2 separate regions of the Mus musculus genome follow, and region 2 is linked to region 1. Evidence: chromatin loops called from intact Hi-C (ENCODE). Cell type or tissue: heart. All regions are shown on one strand. Each heading gives the region's core, and the rest is flanking DNA. Links, peaks and the distances in the headings are about the cores only. Region 1 holds the start of Zscan26 (zinc finger and SCAN domain containing 26). Region 2 has its middle 13 kb from the start of n-TSgct2.

Region 1 (8,338 bases), core at 244-8,243:
AACTTTCTGAGAAATCCAGAACTCAGACAATCTATGACAGGCATGAATCCAATTTCCCCAAAGCAAAAAAGCAGATGTATGCTAGGAGGTTATTGTTCTAGATTAAGGAGACACAGCTAAGTGAACCACTTGAAATCCAATGCTTGCATTAAAAACAAAACAGCAAAGATTTAAAGCAGATGGGGTCCTTCAGGTCTGCATCACAACATTCCAGAGGCCGAGCCAGGAAGCTTATAACCTAATCATTACATTTAAAAGCCATTACTAGTATTTGTTTGTTTGTGATGTGGTTTTGCTGTGTTGCTCAACGAGGCCTCATATGTCTGAGCTGAAACAACCCTCCCATTCGTACCTCTCAAGTAGCAAGGATGTGAGAGGCTCAGAGTAGCATGACCTATTAATAGAGGCTTGAGAAAGTCCAAGGATGTGATGTTTGTTGGTCAGAAAATATCAGGTTAGTACTGTGATGGTTAGTTTATAAGTCACTTCTGACACCTGGGTGAAAATATTTGGTTAAAATGAGTTTAGATTTAATATTTAAGTTAACAGACTGTAGACAAGAGTAAAACAGTCTATCCTTCACAATGTAGTAGGCCTTGCCAGATCAACAGAAGGTTGGAGAACAAAAGGACGCATCCTCTCACAAATGAGTGAGACTTCCTCTGTAGCACCTTCAAGTCAGACACTAAGGTTTTGGGTTTCCCTTCAACTCAGAACTGAGAATTCAGTTCTCCTGGATCCTAAGTCTTTGCCTTCAGACTTAAAGTAAACACCCTGCTTCTGTGGCACACAGGGTTTCGACTTGCACTATAATGCCATTATCTGTTGTTTTGTTTTTAGCTTGCTAAATCTCCCCAAGATCTTAGGACTTGATAATCATGAGACAATCCTTGTAATAAATCATTGGCATTTTTCCTATTCTTCTTAAAATTAGCATTTATTAACTATGTACAACAATGGATTTCATGACACGTCACACACATATATTTTGATCAGTTGCCCCCCCATGATCCTTTTCCCAAACAATCTTCTTTCAACTGTCATGTTCGCATTTTAATAAATCTCTTTAGACATCTGTTGACCAAAATCAATAAAAGAAAAAAATTGATCCTATTTCTTTAAATATACCTAATAAAGGGGCTGAGGGGATGGCTCTGTGGCTAAGAAAATAGCCTGCTCTTTCAGAGAATCCCAGTGAGGCTCCCTGAAGCCCTGCTGGGCAGCTCACAACACCAGTAACTGCAGCACCAGGAGATCTGAGGACCGTCCTGGCTTCCAAGGACAACTGTACTCAAGTGCACGTACTTGGGCATACATAAATAATTTAAAAAACAAATCTCTTTTTAAAGGCCGTAAGAACTCTGATACAGGCCTATCACATAAATTAGTGGCGACTCAGTTCTACAATGTGATTAGATATATATACATATACACCGTGGTGGTTTAACCTGTCTTTGGAAGGAACTCCAGTGACCCTGCCATTTAAGGCAGAAGACTGAGCATTCTCTTCCCTTTCTTTTATACTGTATGTATATAATTAATCAAGTTCTCTTCAAAAATGTGCATGGATGTTTTGCCTGCACATATATCTGTGCATCACATGTGTGCCTGAAGAGAGCCAGAAGAGGGTGTAGATCTCTTGAATTTGGAGTTTCCAGTGGGTGTTGGGATTTGAATCTGAGTCTTCTAGAAGACCCGAAAGTGCTCTTAACTGCGGAGCCATCTCTCCAGCAACCTTGAGTTCTTCTGATTCTACGGCTTCATATCCCTCATGTCCACCCTTGTATTTTCTTGATGGCATGCTCTCTTACTCAGACGTCTCTTACTTCAACTCAGTGGTTCTCAATCTGTGGGTCGTGACCCCCTTGGCAAAGCTCTGTCTCCAAAAATATTTATATTACAATTCATAACAGCAGCAAAATTACAGGTATAGAATAGCAGTGAAAATAATTTTGTGGTTGGACCTCACAACACGAGGACCTGTATTAAAGGGGCGCCGCAGCATTAGGAAGGCTGAGAACCACTGCTTTAAATGCTGGTCTTCCCGACACGGACTACTTGCCACACTGCACCTGAGATCTTCCTACGGGGGAAATGAAGCATGTTGCACACAATGAGTTGCCATCACCATCAAGATCAAGTTTAACATTTAATATGGTCTAAATTTTCCTTATGCTTTAATGACCAAACTTACCACTGTTGTTTGTTCTTGGTTCCTTATATATCCCACTCTTACAGGGAAAACCCTTTAACCTTTTTCTTATTGATTAGTCACAGCTCATGTCACAGTCAACAAGCCAACAGAGCTGCTCCACCTGTGCGTCCCTTGCTTAGTCAATCTCCACAGACACCACACTAAGAACGACCTCACACTACAGACGAAACTTGAAGAGTTGAAGAATTTATGATTTTACACAGGTTTCCAAGCTGATCTTCAGGGGTTTGTTTTTTTTTTTTTTGGTTTTGCCCCCCCCCCCTCCAGACCCCTTCCCCCATACACACACAGGGTTTCTCTGTGTAGCTCTGTTTGTCCGACAATTTGCCCTGTAGATCAGGTTGGCCTTGAACTCAGAGATCTGACTGCTTCTGCCTTCCAAACCTGGGATTAAAGACGTGAACCACCAACGGTGGACTGAACTTACCTTTGGTCCTTTTTTAAATCTACAGACCCCCGAATTATGAATTTATTTTTTCCTTCTCTCTCTTGTGTGTGTACATCTGATCCAGAAGCAAAAGCTGTGGGATCCACCTGGCCACAACTACAACAGTCAGTCTTCACTTCCTGCCAGATTTCCTGCCAGTTTTCCTTTTCCCCAAGGCTCTCACTCCCTAGCCCACAATGGGCAATTCTCCCAAGTGCTAGGATTATAGAAATTAGTCACTATGCTCAGATGCAGGTTTTTAATTGCACCCAACTTTGGTTTGCAACCCATTCTTGATTTCATTTCTGCTCATCCTCTAATCTATGCACATTATGGGTGTCCAATTACAAGACCTGTCTGAGTATGTCCTTCTATCACCCAAGACCAAGTTCCTCACACAACCAAATGGCCACTTTGTTCACTTACTTATCCTCTGTGGCAATCTTATTCACTGCGCTCGAAATACCCTGGTGCCCTCGTTAATCCCTAAATAAGACAGACAAGCTCCAGCTTTAGGGCCTCTGTATTCGCTGTTCTCTCACGTATGCCTTTTAAAGCCGCCTCTGTCTACCCATCTATTTCGGATTATCTACTCAAATATTCTATTTACTTACAGTGGTAACTACTTAAACATGCAGAAGCCATGTGTGGCAGCTCCAGCTTATGAGCTCAGAGCTCGGAGATAGAAGGATAAACAGGAGTTCAAATTAAGAGTATACGCCGCCAAATGATGAGGCCAACACGGGCTTCACGAAACGCTCTTAAAACCAAACAACAACAAACAAAAAAAGGGGGAAAAATCCCTCACAACAAAATAAAGCAACAGAACCCAGGAGTGCTGGCAATCTCAGCCATCAGAAAGCTGAAGTAGGAGATACGCTGGAGCTTGCAGTCAGCTTGAGCTGCGCAACAGCAGGAAACCGCCTCACCAACTACGTCCTGAGCTCCCTCCCTCTCCCATGCCCCGCAGCTTCCGTCACGCACCAGCTTCTGGTCCTCCCAGCTCCGAGGTGTGGAGAGTTTCTGTGTATCAACCAGACCCTCCGCTCGAGAGTCCCAAGTTTGCGGGTTCTCTCTCCGCTGGAACCCGATCACCGTACGTCCCCCTCGCCCTGGTCGCAGGGTCAGTCACACGTCTCTCAAAATCTGCGTTCCAGCCCAGTAGTTTCCGGCTCCGCTCTAGGACGATGGGAGGACCAGGACTCAACTCGGTGGTGTCCTGACTGGGTCTAAGTTGAAAGATTTCATTTACATAAATCAGACCATTTCGTTTGACTGTTTTCACACAGAGATGTCATCTCTATCACTAGAATAACAAAGCTCGGGCTGTAATCACAGCCACCAGCAAACAGACACAGCAATTGAATCTTTAGGTTGGGCTTTAGGCAAAAGCTGGCATGATCATGTAGGTTGGATTCTAGAGAACCAAAGTTAATTATTAGTGCTCAAGTTTATTCTTCATTCCCCACCCTTTTGCCACCAAGTTCCAAAGACTCCTATCTGTGCCTTCTTTATTTGGTTGCCTGAGTGTAGGGTTTAGAATTTAGAATTCAATGATATTTGAAGAGAAGTGGGGTAAAGATATGCCGATTTTCTTTCTAAAGTTTCTATGTTATTGTTGTTGTTGCTGCTGCTGCTGCTGAAAAAAAAAGTGGAAAAAAAAAAGTGAAGTTCACTTTGTTATTTTAAGCTTATCTTGTTTGACTTCGAACGAAGGCACTCAACAGAGCTTAGTCTGGTTAATGTATAGTGGTGTCAGTTATATGCTTTGCAGTCTGCTAAGCCAATGGTGTGTAAAGCTAACTCAGAACAAACATGTCAGAACAAACACAGCTTTAAGATGTTTTGTGTGCAGATTAACTCAGAGCAAACAAATCATCTGTTTAAGTCCTTCCTATAGTGTCTAACACAAAGTCCCCTACCACCCTTCCCTCCCCTATAATCCCCCTTGTTAGCCATTTACTTTGATAAATAGGCCACAGTTTGAGGTTCACCTCCAATCATTTGAGTGAGAACTCACATTAGGACTCCATCCTTTCCATGTTGACTGAAAAGACTTTTGCAAGCCCCAAATTCCCATGGTAGGAGCAGATGTCAAATCCCCTTTTAAAGGTTCCAAACCCATAACTATTTCTGGGTCCATTCAAAATTTCATAAAGGGGCTTAGCCATAGAGTCAAAAATTGGGACCAAATTCTACAGTAGCCTGTCATACCCAGGAATATGTTAAATTGCCTGAGAATTGCAAATTTTTGTTCCCCGTTTGTCTAACTGTTAGTCACTGCTTTCCAAGCAGACTCTTCTTTCCAGGCTAGAGGAGGAAACCCAGTAATTCCTCAGCCCGCTGACAGATTTGGGCCCTGCAGGCTAACAGTCCTGGTAAATGGTTTAAAGTCTCCTAGTTCCCAGTTACCTGCAAGTCTTTGACATCCTACTGCAACATGTCACCTTTCAATAGTTGGGCTTTTAAATCTTAACCCAGAGAGATGGTCCAGATGTTAAGAGCCCTTGCTGCTCTTCTAGAGAACCCAGTTCACAGCGGTTAGGCTCTCGGCTTATAATATCCTACAACTCCAGCTATAGGGCATCCAGGGGTTCTTCTGACCTTGTGCAGCAGCAGCAGCAACAACAACAACAACACACACACACACGTACACACACACACTTTAGAAAGAAAATTGGCACATCTTGGTCCTTCTTCTCTCCAAAGATAATTGAATTCTACATTCTAAGCCCCATCCTCAGGCCATCCAATCCTGCAAAGTCCTAGCATCTGTATAATTTAGAGTTGTAAACTGTTAAGTCTGATTCCAGCCATTCAAAGATGGAAAGGATCCTCCAATACTAGTAATAAAAACCGGAGGAATTCCAGGGAATGTGATTCGTCAGACTGTACTGGCTGAGAAGAGCAGAGTATACAACTAGCAAAATATCAAGATTTGCCTGCAGGTCTTATATAAATGCACGTATGAGACTGGGGCTTCTATATTAGTAGTATTATTGGCAATACATGAGTATATTACCGATAAGTCCTATTTCAGAAAATAACTCATAGAATTATTCAGATACAACTCATAGAATTGTTTCAAGAATTTGCATGGTCTTTATTAGATTTTTGTTGTACTGTCAGAACTATGTGCGGTCCTAGATTTGGGACCCTATTCTAAGGCCGTTGAGGATACAGCTCCAATATCTTTCTAGTTGTTGCTGCCCACGCAGATTTGAGTTTCAGTTGCTTTTGAGTCTGGTGGCTAGAGAAAGGGTCCTGGTACCCTGTTTCCTCCTCTGGCTTTACCTTCTCAAGCCTGGTGAAGAAGATAGGCAGGGTCTGAATGCCTGCCCAGTTAGGTAAAATGTAACAGAAATGGAGCTTAGGAATCAGCTTTCCTTTGTAGGATCATCCCAGTAAGATGGCCCTGTGTCTTTCTAACTCAGGATATCAAAGGTAGAAAGAGGAGTGTAGGCCAAGTAATACCCCAGTGGCTGTTCATCTTGTCCTACACCTAGAGGGAGATTTTTAAATTTTTACTTTATTTAATGTGTGTTTTCTACAAGTGTTTCTTTATGTGTGTGTGCACATGTGAGCCACAGCATGCATATGGAGGTCAGAGGACAACTTCCAGAGTCTTTTACCTCTTTCCACTATTTGAAGATTTGACTTGGAATCAGTGTGGAGATGTTGCACCTTGATACTAAGGTTGTAGTCTACCATGTTCAAACAGCTTTCCTGAGCTTGGTGAGAAATGGAGGGCTCCTTTTCTTGGGGTGGTGATGGTGGAAGGGCTGGCTTCTCTTCTCTGTCTGATCTGGGGAGCCCGACCAGCAATCTTCTACCCAAGGAATGCCACATATTCCTTGGGAAAATTCCAGGTTCAACTTCTTCCCTCCAGATAAGAACCTGCTCAGCAAGCGCCTGGTATTCCTGGAATGCTTCTCTGTGCAAAGGAGGCATCCACAGGGTTAGCTTTCTGTCTAAGCTCCACCCCCACAGTTACCTGGCAACAGCTGCGTAGGCACCACCCCACAGTTACTTGGCGATAGTCAGATAGGCCTGACTATAGAAGGGGCTGCTTGCCCCCTCCTCTCTTTCCTGATCTTTTGTTCTCTTCCTCTCTTGGGCTCTTCCCTTTTTGCTCTCTGTCCCCTCATCCTTCCCCCATCCCTTCCCAATTCCCTTCCCTCTTTTCTCTCCACTTGCTCATGGCGGGCCTCTACTTCTCTCTCGCTCTGTCTCTGTCTCTCTCTCTGTCTCTCCTTTTCTCTGCCTCTACTACCCTCTTAACTAACCTCCCCATGCCCTACATAAACTCTATACTATACCGTCATCATGTGGCTGGTCCTTCAGGGGGAAGGGATGCTTGCCTTGGCATGGCCCTGCTGCGGTTACTCTCTTCCCCTATAACTCACTACACACCCATAGAACTTATTCCCTCTCTCCTTACCTTTTTATAAACACATCACCCAGAACTTTAAGCCTCACTCTAAGAACCTCTCATCACTCTCCAAGGTTCATGAATGTAGCCCTTGATTGACACCACATAAGGTGTATGTACACAAGCTGTTTCACTGAATCACTGAATATCATATAAGATCATATAAGAGAGCTGTTTCATTGAATATCATTTAATAGAGCCGTAACACTAAAATCCTCAAGAAGGCCTTCAACTCTGCTCCCCTGTACTCCCTGCTGGACTAGGATCCTGCAGACCCCACCTTTTCTTTTATCTTTCCAGCTCAGTGTGCAATAACACCCTGAGGGAGGAAGCTGAACTCAGAACCACAGGAAAAAATTCTCAAAAAAGCTAAAAATCTCCCAGGTACTAACCCATACTGCCAATCACACCACCAGACTATAGTAATGTTTTCTGTTCTTCTCTCTACTTCTATAACACAGTCACATTTTAGTCACCTCTCTCTCTCTCTCTCTCTCTCTCTCTCTCTCTCTCTCTCTCTCTCTCTCTCTTTCTGTGTGTGTGTGTGTGTGTGTGTGTGTATGCGTGTGTGCATATTGTGAAAAGAGGTCAGCCTCAGATGTTGTTCCTCAGGAGCTGTTCACCTTGTTCACCTCGAACTCAGTCTGTAATTGTTTCTAGGGATCTGCCTCCTTAGTGCAGGGATTCAAAAGTACACCACCATGTCTGCTTTATGCCACTGTTAGGGTTGAATTTAGGTCTGCATGCTTAGGCAGCAAGTAGTTCAACTGAACTGTTTTCTCTAGCCCCCATTTCTCTGAATTTTGAAAAACTATTTTAGTAAACCAGTATGTATTTCTGATCAAAAGAGGAAGTAGTAAATAAGAGTTGGGGGATACTTCCAGAATAAAGCAAAAATGAATATATTGTCAACCCAAACTTAATGGTAAAGTATTAAAAGCAAGCAGCTTCATAAAAATCTAGCTGAAAACCACCAACCAAAGAGTATACATAGTGGGACTCATGGTTCCAGCTACATATTCAGTAGAGGATGGCCTAGTCGGTTATCAATGGGAGTAGAGATCCTTGGTCTTGTGAAGGCTCAAAGCCCTAGTGTAGGGGAATGCCTTGGCCGGGAAGTGGGAGTGGGTAGGTTGGTGAACTGGGAAAGGGGGGAGGGGATAAAGAGAGGGGGTTTCCAGAGGGAGACCAGGAAAGGGGATAACATTTGAAATGTAAGAAAAGAAAATATCTAATAAAAGAAAAAGAAAAAAAATCTAGCTGA
Region 2 (8,338 bases), core at 6-8,005, 51 kb after region 1:
AGGCAGAGGCAAGCATACCTCTGTGAGTTCAGGGACAACCTTCTCTACGCGGTGAGTTTCAGGCCAGACAGTCCTACATAGTGAGACCCTGTCTTAAAAACAAAATTACTCTGCAAAACTACTGCTTTTATACTTCTGTTTTTAAATGCTGCTTTTCCTGTTTCCAGATAGACTGTAAGCTCCTGAAAGTAAGAGTCTTCTTCACAACTTGTTTTTATATCCCTAATATCTGATACAAGGCCCAGTGCACTCAAATTATTACTAATATCTCTGAGCTTACAATATATACTCTGAACTAAATATTTCAGTAACAGAAATTTCTCTTTCTAGAATCTGTTCCTTCTAAGACTTCAGGACGCTCACCACCCAGTGCTTAGTTGTTACAGTTAAGCCGGTTTGGATATGGTGTAAGGTCACTTCACTGTTGACACCAGAGGGTATTCTGTGCCCAAATGATTATCTGAAAACTCCTTTCTAAGAACACACCAAGTTAGCAAGGTCAAAAAAGGGCAAATGCTAGACATTGATAATAATACGATAGATAACAGGGTGATGACCCATCTGGGAAAATTCATTCTTTTTCAGTGTCAAAGGCAGGAAGATCAAATAATTTATACTTTCGAACTTGCACAGATATATTTCTGGTGAGGAAAGATATAGCTGGTGTTTTGCTGAGGCTGTTCACTTCTATCTATATGTATACACTTTATTTTCTGACATTTTCCCCATGATGTGAGGTTCTCCTTTAAATTTCAGCTCCAGCTGGGTTTGTAGTGGTAAAACATTTGCCTAGCATACATGAGACTTGATCCCTAGCTGAACAAAGAAAACCAAACCAAACTAAACCAAACCAAACCAAACCAAACCAAACCAAACCAAACCAAACCAAACCAAACCAAACCTTTCACCTCCACCACCCAAACTTGAGCTTCAGAACCATGGCCTTCTTGCCTCCGACTTCCTCATTTAAAGTTGCTTGCGGAGCGGCAAGTGCTATCATGCAACAACAGCTTTACAATATGCTTTCTTACCACCTGGCTCAGGACTTGAGAGTCCGGCACGACTTCCTAAAGTGCTAAGAGAATTTGGGTAAGCTGTGCACACTTTTCTACATAGAGTCCTCTTCTGAAAATGAACATTACTTTACTATGTCAAAGTAATCCTTCCCTTACCTGTTCAGAACATGGACCAAAGAAACCTGCCATTACAAACAATTACTTTTATTGTGTATGTATGCAATGTATGTATGCAATAAATGCCTGTGGAGACCAGAAGAGTGTCTGATCCCCTGAGTAATAGGCAGTTTTGAGATGCCTAATGTGGTAGCTGAGAACCAAACTTGGATCTTCTGAAACAGCAGTACATGATCTTAATTACCAAGCTGTCTCTTCAATCTACAATCCACAATTTATAGTAATTGGAATTTATTTTCAATCTTATACATATTTCAGGGGTGAGAAGAATTTCATTGTTGTTAAGCAGGCATGAAAAGTTAAGTACAAATCTAAACAAAATAAGTTTAAGGTGCAAACTCATGTACACAAATAGGGTTTACAGATTAAGGTGAGGAAACTCAGATAGGGCCTGATAGACAGAGCTCTATTGGGACTCCTATACATAATAAATATTCTCCACATTTGGCTCATTAACTTCCACCTTTCAAATCTGACCTCCCATAGTTGATGCTGGGTATAGCATAACAGTTGCTTAAATAAATCTGTGAAAGTTATCCTAAAACTAATGCTAATCCTAAACTAGCAAGCATTTCCCAAGTCTGATCCACTCTGACATCTATCTTTGCATACACCTCGAGAAACACGAATTGCAAGAATCAGAAGGCAGAAGCTCTAAGAAACTGTTTAGGACATGGTTTTCACTTTGTTTTGGCTCAGGAATCTCAGGCAAGTTAGGAGTTTATTTGGTCAGGAAGCCACAAGGAAGTACAGCTAATTACTCTGGAAAACACAGTGGTCATCAAAAGAAACACAGAATTAATAGATAGGACTTCTTAGGTTTAGTAGGGATAATCTTTCTTGAATCAACCATATTACAACTCAAACTTTAATCTTTGTCAGTAAGCATGGTAACAGCAAAACAAGAAGCTTGCATGTAGTAACATTTACACTATTTTATTTTGTATATGCATGTGCACATGTGCTATGATGTGCATGGAGGTCAAGACAACTTGCAGGAGTCAGTTCTCTCCTTCTACCACGTGGGCTCCAGAATGAGACTCAGGTCATCAGGTTTGGTAGCAAGCTCCTTTACTTGCTACCTAAGGTTTGGTAGCAAGCTCCTTTACTTGCTACCTATCTCCCTAGCCCAAAGTAATGCTTAACCTGTTTCCTCTTAGTAAACTGACAGTTATGGAATATGAGTATGATGTATGAGTGTGTACATGTGGATGTCTGATGATAACTTTTGGGAGGTGGCTCTTGTCTTCCCCCTTGTTTGAGGAGGGGTTTCTTCTTTCTGCAGCTGTGCTCATACTATAGGTGCTGGACCAGAAGCTTCTGAATGCGGCATTTTTCCTGCCTTTGCCTCAATTTTCAGGAAAAGTGATTATAGATGCCTGCTCCACTGGACATCTGGGTTTCTTATGTGGGCTTTGGATGAGCTGAGTTATTTCCCTGGCCTCTGGAAAACGATTTATATTAAGAAAAATAAAAACAAACCATCTTGAGTTGTAAAGCTGAATTCTAAAGAGAGGACAGGTGACTTCAGAAGCTTGTGTGCAATGATGAAGCTGTTTCCAGCAACTTTTCTTCAGTATTTCAAGAGAGGGTATGTGGATTTTTTTTTTTTTTTTGGTCATATTCTTTTGATGCAACCAAAGGCACCTAGAATACCTTTCCCATGTACATCACTGCTGACATTTTCTTTTGTTATGTCCTTTCTGGTGTTTGGTAAGGTTAGAGTATCTTCGGAAACCTTCCCCACACTCATCAAACTCGTAGCATTTCTCTCCAGTATGGATTCTCTGGTGATCACTCGGTTTGACTCTGACTGAATGCTTTTCTACATTCCCACACTCACATGGCTTTTCTCCAGAGTGAACCCTCCGGTGACTAATAAGCACTGAGTTCACATAGAAGGCTTTGCCATATTTCTTCCACTTATATGGCTTTTCTCCAGTATGGATTCTCTGATGTTTGATGAGTGCTGAGATCACACTGAAGACTTCCCCATACTTATCATATGCATATGGCTTTTCACCTGTATGTATGCTCTGATGTTTGATGAGGGCTGAGCTCACACCGAAAACTTTCCCACATTCACTGCAGTCATTTGGCTCCTCTTCATTTTGGACTCTTTGGTATACAATCAAGTGTCTTCTCATACTAAAGGCTTTCTTATACTTGTTAAAGATATTGGGTTTCTCCCCAGTGTGGACTCTTTCATGCACAGTGAGGGTTGAACACTAATAGAAGGCTTTTCCACAGTGATAACACTCATAGCGTTTTTCTCCAGTGTGAATTCTCTGATGTTGAATGAGGCCTGAGTTCTGGGTAAACATTTTCCAACATTCATTGCATTTATGCCGTTTGCCCTCGTTGGGCCTGCCTTTATTATAGTCTTCTAACTTGTCCTCACACTGAGAGACTTTTTCTTTCTCAGGAATTGGTAAAGAATCCTTAGTATGTATGATAGAGACCTTTTGGTCTGGGTCCATCCTTATAAAATCTTTTAAAGTTAATGTTTTGCTCACAACTCTGGCCTTGACTCCTGTAATGACAAACATACATTTTTTTGCAAATATAATTTATGGACTGTAAGTATGGCAATAATACATGATCCAGACTTAACTAGAACTCTCAAGCATTTGTTCCACAATATGAGGGCACTAACCAAACAGGAGCCAAATCACAGATCAAATGTTTTCATTCACCCGCATCAAGAGAGTAACATCACAGAACTACCAGAATGAACATCTGACACAAATAGCTATTTATGTCTGTCTTTCTTAAAGGTAAAGAAAACAATGAGTACACACAAATATAAAACTAAGGAGTATGGGCTGGGGACACAGGTCATCAGTATAGAACTTGCTTAATTTGTACAAGACCTTGGGTTTGAACCCTGGCATTAGAAGAGAATAATGTATAGTCTGTACTTTACAAAACACTTAAGAATAACGTTAAAATAAACTTAAAACAAAATAGATGTTGAAGAGATTAGCAAATAGTGTAGATGAAGAATTTTATGAGTAAAGAGAAGAAAGCTAATTTAAGTTTGGAAAAAGAAATAACATCACTGACAGAAATGGTTACCACCTAAAAGTCCAATCATTTTAACTGTAAGGGGGTTGAGGGGTACGCTTAGTTCATTCTAACAAGGTGGTCCATTGTAACGTGCTCTTGTAGTGGCTGCTGCTATGAAAACAGAGTAGCTTAGCAAAAGCGTTGTCTAGTCCCCCGTGAAAACTGTGACAGAGAAAATGCTTTATCAGTTCACTATTCTAGATTTACAAGTCAGACCATGCGGAGAACCTAGAGTGCTACCAGTTGCATCCCTGGAAAGCAAAGCTAATTTGTCCTCCAAATTCTTGTTATAATAATTGCCTTCCTGTCTTTTTTCCAGTTACAGTCTCTACAGTGGCAATGTGCATCCCTCCCAGTATGCACCCCCAATAAGCTACCGTGAAAAGGGCAGATCAGTAAAACAGTAACAGTAAATTCCCTTTGGGTAACATTTTCAAAGATGAACACAAACCTAAGGGAGGAGCCCAGAGCAGAGACAATTAGGACCTCCCCCTGCGGAAATTCAGTATTCACCCGCATTAACCAGTCGCTCCACAGACTGCAGTTCTGAGGAACCGCCCGGGCCCCGCCTCGGTCCCGCCCCGGTCCCGCCCAGGTAGGGAGCCGGCTCTCCAGAGGAGAGGAGAGGGTGAGGGGTGGAGAGTACGGGACCCACGCGAAAAAAGGAAGGCTGGAAGTGCAAGGCAAGAACAGGCTTGCCCTCTGCAAAACCCTGGTGCTAACTAGGTAACGAACTCACCCAGAAACTGACTGACTGAGAGGGCCAACTGCCAGGCTAGAGGAGCTCAGCTCGCCCTCTGGCACGCGGACGCTTGGTGCTCTCTAGGATGCCGGAGGTTTTCATCTCTGTGGTTAGTGAGCTCGGGCCAGCTGGTAGTGAAGAAAGGAGGCTATGATTACTCAGAACGTCTTCAATAACATTTTTATTTCCTTAACCACGCAGAGAAGAAAATAAAACACTCTTCTAAAGTATAAGAAAACTAAGTTTCTGAGGTGAGACATATGTCAACCCGAATTTTCCTTCCCAGGTGGATCACCTCCTGGGCTTTTAGCTCTCAGTGATCAATCTCAGAAGTAATTTTCAGTGGCTGAGAATGTAAACCAGTCATTTTTGCCTAGCAAATCAAGGCCTTGGATTTTATCCTTAGCATAAAACAATAATTTGTAAATTTAAACAGTATTCCCCTAAAACTACCAACTCTTCAGAAGTAGATTTTCACATTCATATAAAATAAAACTAGGAAAATAAAACAAACAAAAAAAGAAGGGGCCTGCCTTAAGGGCTATAAAGCATATTATAAAGCCATGACACATTAATAATGCGATATGGGGCAAAGGAAACAAATGGTATAGCTGTCCAGAGATGGGTGTAATGAAAACAGTAAGAAAAAGAACCATCTTCAATAAATGTATAAGAATAAATGGATAATCTTTTGGAAGGACATCAAACTGGATCCCTACTTTATGCAACAGGAAGCAGTTCCAGTAAGTCAAGGCCATAAATGCTAAACATAAAACCATAAGATTGTCAGGGTAATGTGAGAGGCATTTTTTATAATGTTAGAGTAGAGAGGCTACTGTACATTGTGAACACAATCCAGAGGTCCTAGGTGAACAGAAGGGAAGGACGAAGTTCCTGAACAACCAAGGTTACGAATGTGTCACAGCCAGGTTGGATTCCTTTCCGTTCCAGCTTCACTCTGAGCAGACTCTACCAAGCCGTCAGGATGTCTGTTCTCACCAGAGGAAGTAATTGGCATTGATTTTTGTTTTGTTTTGTTTTGTTTTGTTTTGTTTTGTTTTGTTTTGTTTTGTTTTTTTAAAGTCTCAGACTGGGGATGTCATTTAGTTTCACAGTAATTGCTAGAGTTTAAGGGCTTACTCCTCAGCATGGAGAGAACACCTTCAAAATCATAACTTCTCTGAAAATTATTCCAGGACTTTCAGAAGACCACAGATTGTTAAAGACTAGCACTTACAACTCACATTTCAGGATTATATTACTCAAATGAACTGGAAACAGTGGATTTGTAACTTTTCATTGCTGTAATAAAATACCATGGCCAAGTGTCCTGATTGGTGAGATTCTGTTGTTGTTGGTTTTATTTTTTAATTTTTTTATTTTTCAACTTAGCACAAGCTAGGGTTGAGAAGGAACCACAACTGAGAATATGCCTCCATAAGACTGGCATGTAGGCAAGCCTGTGGGGGCATTTTCTTAATTAGTGGTAGATGAGGGAGGGCCTCTGGGTGGTGCCCCTGGGGAAGTGGTCTTGGGTTATATAAGCAAGCAGGCTGAGCAAGCCATGGGAGAAAGGCAGTAAACAGCACTGCTTTGCAGTTTCTGCATCAGCTCCTGACTCCAAGTTCCTGTCTTGAGCTCCTGCCATGCCTTCCTTCAGTGATGGAGTAAGTCTTAGACTTGTAAGCTCAAACAAACCCTTTCATTCCCAGGTTGCTTATAGTGTTTTACTGCAGCAAAATAAATTTAACAGACTAAGGCAACTTAAAAGGGATTATTTGGGTTTCAGTCCCCGAGGGATAAGAGTCTGTCATGGCAGAGATGCACAGTAGCAGGCTGAAGCAGATCTATTATCTTGAACCACAAGCAGCAAACAGGGCAACTAGCAATCGTTTAGTCTTTTCACTCTTAAAGTTTGCTTCTAGCAATGTACTTCACTAAGGCCATATCTCTTACACTGACCTAAACAGTGCTACCAATTATTTAAATGACCAAGACTATGGGTAATATCTCACTCAAATACCACAGATAGTTATTCTCTCTCAGCTTCAAGAGCTGACATTTCTTGCCAGGTTATCTTCTAAGAGTGTGCAGGAAAAAGTAAGCATGGTTCATGAAGGGATACCTGTAGAAACAAATCAGGAAGCAGAACAGGGCATTCCAGGGACGTGAGGAGAGCAAGAAACAACCACAAGGAATGTACAGATATACTTGTAAATCAAGTCTGTTCACATAATCCTCTAAAAGCCCTGGGAAGGTGATAAAGCACCTTCATTTACAGTTGAGGCAATAGAGGCACAGAGAGATTAACTGACTTAGTCAAAATTAGGGTGTGTGTGATGAGAGGTGTGTGTGTGGGGGGTGGGGTGGGGGGGGGGAGTGAGTGGGGTTTGAAAAAATTCCTGGCACCATTACTTGCTTCATTTTGCCTTTAAATAGGGTCTCACTATGTAGCTCTGGCTGGAACTCACAGATGTCTTCCTGTCTCTCCCTCCACAGTGCTGGTATTAACACATGTGCACCACAATGCCCAGCAGTGTCACAAGTTTAAGCAGTGTTACAGTGTCTCTTCCTATCTACTGGGTTCATCCAACTCCTCAAAGTTCATCCAGCTAACCACTTCCCCAAAGGTGACCAGGCACAACCCGGAATCCCACCCCAGCAGTTCTGTTTCCTTTCCTGTCATTGGTACTCTTCCGGCTGTTGAAGCTAGCTTGGAGTGTTGGCCTCAAGTTATCTTATTAATAAAATCACTGGGACCATTGAAACCAGTTTTTCTGTAAATGTGCTATTGTCAAGAGTTCTGGAAAAAAAGCATTTTAAATTAAATTAAATTATTTTAATAAAAGGCACAATGTCAAATACAGGGCAAATTTGTCAAGGGCCATTAGTAACATTCTGGGGGAGCAGGTGGGAACTGATACTTCCCTACCATGGCTTTGCCTCCAATGCTGCTACAGAGGATGGAGAAACAATAAGAGATGTTCATCAGTTGCTGGAAAGTGGATCTAGAGTGGATGGAGGTAACTGCTCCAGTAAATGGTGACCTATTACTGGCAAGCCAAAATAAACGAGTCTATTCTGCACTCACAAGGAAATAGCATGGGCACCATAGTATAGGTAGAAGACGAAGGGAACATCTTCTGAATTTAGAGCACCTGATACTATTTTCCAGTTACTTGTCTTCCCCTCACCTGTGCATGTATGCTTGGAAAAACAAACTGATAACTGACGGTGTGATACCAGCTGTGGCAGGAGCAGACGTGCAGTTGAGACCCACTAATGATGGCAAGAAAAATTAGGATTGTGGTCCCAAGAGGGAAGCAATACCAAC

What was found. Peaks named below come from ENCODE experiments on the same cell type or tissue, not always from the same donor. Only the 100,000 strongest peaks of a DNase experiment are listed, where the experiment ranks them.
Region 2: it touches region 1 in a loop (7-fold over the local background); 9 of 42 quality-filtered maps call a loop at or near these places.

The regions. Positions count from the first base shown.
Region 1 is chr13:21,449,952-21,458,289 of GRCm38, forward strand. It overlaps Zscan26 (zinc finger and SCAN domain containing 26), which reads right to left and starts at 3,776. Exons shown (of 6, transcript NM_001347491.1): 1 at 3,627-3,776. In heart, for the core only: no CTCF peak of the experiment used is centred there; a DNase peak (open chromatin) is centred at 3,780; H3K4me3 peaks cover 1,784 bases; H3K27ac peaks cover 2,555 bases.
Region 2 is chr13:21,501,507-21,509,844 of GRCm38, forward strand. It overlaps the pseudogene Zfp389. Among named protein-coding and RNA genes, the nearest start is that of n-TSgct2, 13 kb to the left of the region's middle. In heart, for the core only: no CTCF peak of the experiment used is centred there; a DNase peak (open chromatin) is centred at 4,835; H3K4me3 peaks cover 1,154 bases; H3K27ac peaks cover 668 bases.